Regions from separate parts of the Homo sapiens genome. Here region 1 is linked to region 2. Evidence: chromatin contacts called from ENCODE Hi-C or POLR2A ChIA-PET data. All regions are on one chromosome and are shown on one strand. Each heading gives the region's core, a stretch centred on a gene start or an enhancer-like site at or near the end of the contact. The rest is flanking DNA. Distances are from core to core; before and after follow the strand shown. Region 1 holds the start of IRF9 (interferon regulatory factor 9). Region 2 overlaps DAD1 (defender against cell death 1).

The links. A loop is a pair of places that touch in the nucleus more often than their neighbours do. ChIA-PET counts read pairs that join two places held with the same protein, here RNA polymerase II (POLR2A). Pooled maps may share reads with other maps.
Region 1: a loop to region 2 is called in a pooled map, with 5 times the contacts of the local background. The contact joins the promoter of IRF9 here to the enhancer-like site in region 2. A Hi-C loop is called at or near these places in 1 of 50 pooled maps. POLR2A ChIA-PET finds 5 or more read pairs at or near these places in 2 of 52 experiments (CD8-positive, alpha-beta memory T cell and activated CD8-positive, alpha-beta memory T cell).

Annotation. Positions count from the first base shown.
Region 1 is chr14:24,160,015-24,162,840 of GRCh38, reverse strand. IRF9 (interferon regulatory factor 9) reads right to left here and starts at 1,576. Exons shown (of 9, transcript NM_006084.5): 1 at 1,503-1,576; 2 at 517-697. The coding sequence starts at 696. It overlaps RNF31 (ring finger protein 31), which reads right to left. Exons shown (of 21, transcript NM_017999.5): 20 at 2,434-2,602; 21 at 2,186-2,321. The coding sequence ends at 2,268. RefSeq lists enhancers at 411-470, 1,460-1,849.
Region 2 is chr14:22,564,425-22,567,124 of GRCh38, reverse strand. It overlaps DAD1 (defender against cell death 1), which reads left to right. Exons shown (of 3, transcript NM_001344.4): 3 at 1,988-2,218. Among named protein-coding and RNA genes, the nearest start is that of LINC02332, 8.7 kb to the right of the region's middle. Within about 2 kb of position 1,330, at least 6 of the 41 ENCODE cell types and tissues checked have a DNase peak (open chromatin) inside an H3K27ac peak, as active enhancers do.

The DNA.
Region 1 (2,826 bases), core at 327-2,826, 1.6 Mb before region 2:
GTTGCCATCTTGAAATCCTTGGAAATTTTTTTTTTTTTTTTTTGAGACAGAGTCTCACTCTGTCACCAGGCTGGAGTGCAGTGGTGCGATCTCGACTCACTACAACTCCACCTCCCTGGTTCAAGCGATTCTCCTGCCTCAGTCTCCCGAGTAGCTGGGACTACAGGCATGCACCGCTAGGCCCAGCTAAGTTTTGTATTTTTAGTAGAGACAGGGTTTCACCATGTTGGCCAGGCTGGTCTTGATCTCTTGACCTCGTGATCCACCCACCTTGGCCTCCCGAAGTGCTGGGATTACAGGCGTGAGCCACCGTGCCTGGCCAATATCCCTAAAATTTTTGAACAAGGCCTCCACATTTTCATTTTGTACTGGACTCTGCAAATGATGCAGCTAGTTTTCCTCTCCAATCTGTCCCTTATCTGAAACCCAGGCAGACGCAAGTGCTCGAGGATGAGTGTACCAGTGTGTATACACCATCCCACACACAGAGGAACAGTGGTTTCCAGGCCCTTTCACCTTGAAGAAGGCAGCATCCTGGTCCTCCCGGAAGTCCTGCTTGCCTGCATGTTTCCAGGGAATCCGGAACATGGTCTTAGCTGTATCATCCCAGCACACTCCGGGAAACTGCCCACTCTCCACTTGCTCCACCACCCAGTTCCGGAGTTTTCGGGTGCAGCGTGCCCTGCCTGATGCCATCCTGGGGGATAATAGGAGCAGGATGCATCAGAACTGACACTTTGGGAGGGAACATCTCCTGAGACCCTGGCCATTGAGACTAGATTCTGGCAACAGGTCCCAGAGATCCCATCCATCTTCTTTTAGCTCCAAACACATTTCAACACTCTATGGGACAGAATTGTTTCCTTTCTGCCATCACTAGCAGTGACAAACAACAACAACAACAACAAAACCCCCCAAAACATTGTTTTTAGCACTCTAAGCTGTGATACCTGGAAGGAAACCTTGGGCACTGGTCTTAATTTTAGGACTTTTCAGAGATGTATTGTTTACAAAAGAATTCCTTTGGTGATCGTTCCTGGTGACAGGCCCTGTCTAGATTCCCGAGCATCAGCAGAGGTAGGTTCTGCTGAGATCCATCAGGCTCTTCACCCACCGCCCCACAGCCTACACAACCTAGCCTGACCCCCACCCCCTGCCGGCCCCAGGAGTAGGTGGGGCAGGAAGTAGGGGTGGGGTTGGAGCTGCAGCAGAAGTGGGCAGGGCCAGATGGCAAGGAAACAAATGGTCCACTGAGGCTGGGGCCAGGAGCCTTCTTCCTTGAACAATCCAGCAGTAGGTCCTCCTGACCTTTGCCTACAAGGGTCTGGGGAGCTGGCCCTTGTCAGTCTCACTCTCAGGCTGAATCTCCCACTTCCTGACTTAAGAGATCTTCTGTCTATCCCTCAGTCTAACAGAGCGACCCCTAGGACCCCCTGCCCTCAATCTGGCTGGACTTTCTAGCCCTAGATCCCAGGCTGACTCCCATCCTTGGCTGATCTTACCTGAGTTGCTGTCCAGGCTGTCGCAGGGCTCAGACGACCTCAGCTTAACTCCTGGCTGGGCGGCTGATCTCTCCGCCCCTTTCTACAGTCCCCACCCTAAGTTTCAGTTCTCCTCCAGGGAGGGCCTTTTCCCAGAAATCACGTGGTCTGAGTTGCAGGGAACTGGCGGCCACTAGAGGGCAGCAGCATCTGAGCATCTCACTATCAGGATGCCACTGTCGCAGCAGGGGGGCCCTGCCCTGCTGGCTCAGCTCCAGCCTGGCTCATTCCCCTGCCTCCCTCAGATACTCTTGCTTCTATCTGACCTCTGGGTGACACCGTGGCTTCCCCAGGGAGGCCAGTTTCCTGGAGTCAGGCCTGGGACCTCTGGACTGCTGTGTACACCTGTGCATCTGCATTCCCCCACAGTGCCCACCTGATACATATTGGGTGACTTCAAATACCAGTCAAATTCTATGAAAGGAAAAAAGGAGGCAGGGAGGGAGGAAGCCCAGGCCAGGCTGCTGGATGGGGAGGGCCTCCCTTGACCATCCAGGGTGTCAACTCCTTCCTGGTCCTGAGTCCAGGGAGGGTCAGGCACTAGGTTGCAGGGGGCCCTTTTCAGCAAAGCTCTGTTCACCCCGCTCTTTCCCTGGTGCCCCTAGATGGTGGCACCAGGAAGAAGGACCACCAAGAAGCCTGGGTGGTAAGATGCCTCTTTATTGGTGCTGGAGCTGTTCCTGAGGGAGCAGGCCATGGGACCCTCATCGGGACCCTTGCCCTCAGCTACTTCCGCCTGCGGGGGATACTCTGTCCCAAGGGTACCTCTTCTGTCAGCTTCTGCAGAAGGAGAGAGAAGGTAATGATATTGGAAGCCTGGAGCTCAGACACAGTCAGCACCAGGTGACTTCTGTAGGGTGGGTTAAGAGATGAGGCTGGGTGGAGGCTATACCTGTAACAAGCGGGCCTGGTAAGCAGGGGGATCCTCTCCAGCCAAAGGCTGGGGGCGTACGTGCAGGTAGCGCTCAGTGGCCGTCTCCAGCTCTTCCACCTCATACAAGGTGGCTGGGTCCAGCGAGTGGGCATTGATGAGGCTCACAAGATACTCTTTGTAGTGTGCCCTGGGGAGAAAAGGGAGCAGAATATTTGTTGTGTTGGCTAATATTAACTGAGTGTGTCTAACATAGCTGGACTCTGAGACACCTGGACGAACAAGATTAACAACCCACCTGTGCCCACACTGCCTGCTACTATCTACCCATGCCCTTGCCCAGAAAGCCTCCTCCCTCCCACCCACTGCAAGACCTACTGCTCCCAAGGACCCATTTTACTGCCTGGGCATGCC
Region 2 (2,700 bases), core at 81-2,580:
CAGGTGAAATAGACTGAAGTCACGCTAACTTTTCTCAGTAGGTGTCTTCATTTTGCATGTCTTGATATCAGGGGAGGAGATTTTATTAGTCAGTTTCCTGAAACCTTTATGCCCTGGTTAATAGTTGAAACCATTCTTCTTAGCTGTTGAGTAGTCAATTGTGTGAGCTAATATTTCAAAGAATCCTAGAACCTCTGCTTTTAGAATAGTGTCTGGTAAATAGATCTGCTTTAAAAGAGGGGAAGCAGATCTTTGTAAACAGAATTTTCTGAAAACCACTATCAAAGAGACTTACTCTCATGAGTCAATTTTTGCCTTTCACGTGGACTGGCCTCAGCATCTTAGATTTAAATGTTTTAATATAATAAAATCTTTAAACTTTGATTTTGTACTAAACTAGGATTTCTTTTATATTTCTAAAAGTGTCAAGGCTTTGTTCACTGAAAATGGCATTATGATCTAGTCCTCTCTCACCTTGGCCATTAGAAATGTAATGTAGCCAGGCATGGTGGCCTGTGATCCCAGCACTTTGGGAGGCTGGGGCGGGTGGATCACCTGAGGTCAGGAGTTCGAGACCAGCCTGACCAACATGGTGAAACCCCATCTCTACTAAAAATGCAAAAATTAGCTGGGTGTGGTGGCACACGCCTGTAATCCCAGCTACTCAGCAGGTTGAAGCAGAGAATCGCCTGAACCCGGGAGGCGGAGGTTGCGGTGACCCGAGATCACGCCATTGCACTCCAGCCTGGACAACAAGCACAAAACTCTGTCTTGAAAAAAAAAAAAGCTGTAATGTTATATTGGCTGATAGTCTATTGCCAGAGAGTTTGCTTTAAGAAATTTGATGGAATGAATAGGTGAGTTTGAATAGGTCTGTTTGGTTTTGTTTGGCACTGTGAACACCTTTTGCTTCCTGTTATTGCTCTTTCTTTTATACATTTCTTATAATACCACTGATTCAGGAATGTTCTGCAATTATGTAGCATTTCTGTAAATACCAGTGTTAGTGAAATAAAAGCATTCTGGCTGAAAGTCCAAAATCTCTCCTTTAAGTTCTGATGCCAGAATCTCCAGGTTACTTACTTGACCCAATATACCAAATAAGGTAGTGCCCTTTTTCCTCCTGGGGCAGCCCGGTTCTTCTGAAAGGTAGTATTTCCCAGCCTCTTTTGAGTCATGGTACACGTAGGAGATTGCAGTATTTTTATGGCACACTGGGAAAATCAGTTGCTTATAGCTGGAGACATTGGAGCCCCTAAGGCTGGAGGTCACTTTCCAACCAGAGCTGTGCTGGAGTCCAGTAGGTGGGAGGCTGTGCTTTGAGGGACTAAAGGAAGCCTGTATCTTGTGGTGAGGGTTCCACCTCACAAGTTACAGATCTCAGTTCCATTTGGCTCTAGCAGCAATGTGGCCACTTCTGTTGCGGTTACTCTTTCTTCACCTTTTTCTTGCCAAAAATAAACTTATCTTTAAATGAAAACTAAATTATTTCTTATATTTTGGTCCTTTGTTATAGCTGAGATTGGGAATTTTTCTTTCTTTCTTGAATCCTTACTTCCCTACCCTGCCTCCCCACCAATGGAAATCTGTGCTTCATAAGCATTTTAGATTCCAGAAAGCTCTTTAGGTTAAACTACAACCCTCTCACCTCAAAGAATTTGTGGGCCAGGGAAGTCAGTGACTTATGTGAAGTCTTGCGGCTAATTAATGGTAGAGCTGGAGTTAGGACACATGTCTCACAGTTCCTAGTTCGTTTTGCTTTGATGTGCTTGAAATTCAGTTTTGACATTAATTTTTCTGGATACTACTCCCATAAAATGTTCTTTGAAAAATACTTGCTTCTTTCTAGTTTTTCTCGCCTGGTTTAAATATTGTCCTGAGTGTGGGAACCCCATAACTGTCTTGTGGGTTAGAATTTAGATGGAAGGATTTGGGGCCCTGTCTCTAGTATCATAAGACATTTAACCTTGCTGCTTTTTTCTTCTAGGTTCACTCTTTGAATTTCCTGGATAAGAGTTCTGGAGATGGCAGCTTATTGGACACATGGATTTTCTTCAGATTTGCACTTACTGCTAGCTCTGCTTTTTATGCAGGAGAAAAGCCCAGAGTTCACTGTGTGTCAGAACAACTTTCTAACAAACATTTATTAATCCAGCCTCTGCCTTTCATTAAATGTAACCTTTTGCCTTCCAAATTAAAGAACTCCATGCCACTCCTCCATATGCCTCTGGCTCTGTTTTTATTCTTTGCTGGTATCAGAATCCTTTTTTTCTCTTCAGTCCTCTGTGCTGAACTCTTTATGAGTTGGTAACTTACAGCTGTGAACCTGCCTCCTTGTTTTCATTAAGTATATTTGAAGTTAATGGCAAAAGGCAGTGCTGACAACCCTGGGAAATGGCAGTCCTTTGTCTTCTTCCTGGAGCAGGTAATCCTTTACTAATCCTTCGATTGTTACAGGTGCTTCCACTCTTATGACAGTGCATTCCTGGAACTGCATCATTATGCACTCTGCTAGAAATTGAACTAAGTATGTGCTACCACATTTACATCTGTTTCAACATGTTTTAGTGGTAAAAGTGAAATATATTTCTCTTAGGCAATGTAGACAGAGTGAAAAATGGGGGTTATGTATGTGTTGACTTATAAGATACAATATTTTCCAAAGCACCTTCACAAATATTCTCTCATTTTATTCTTGCA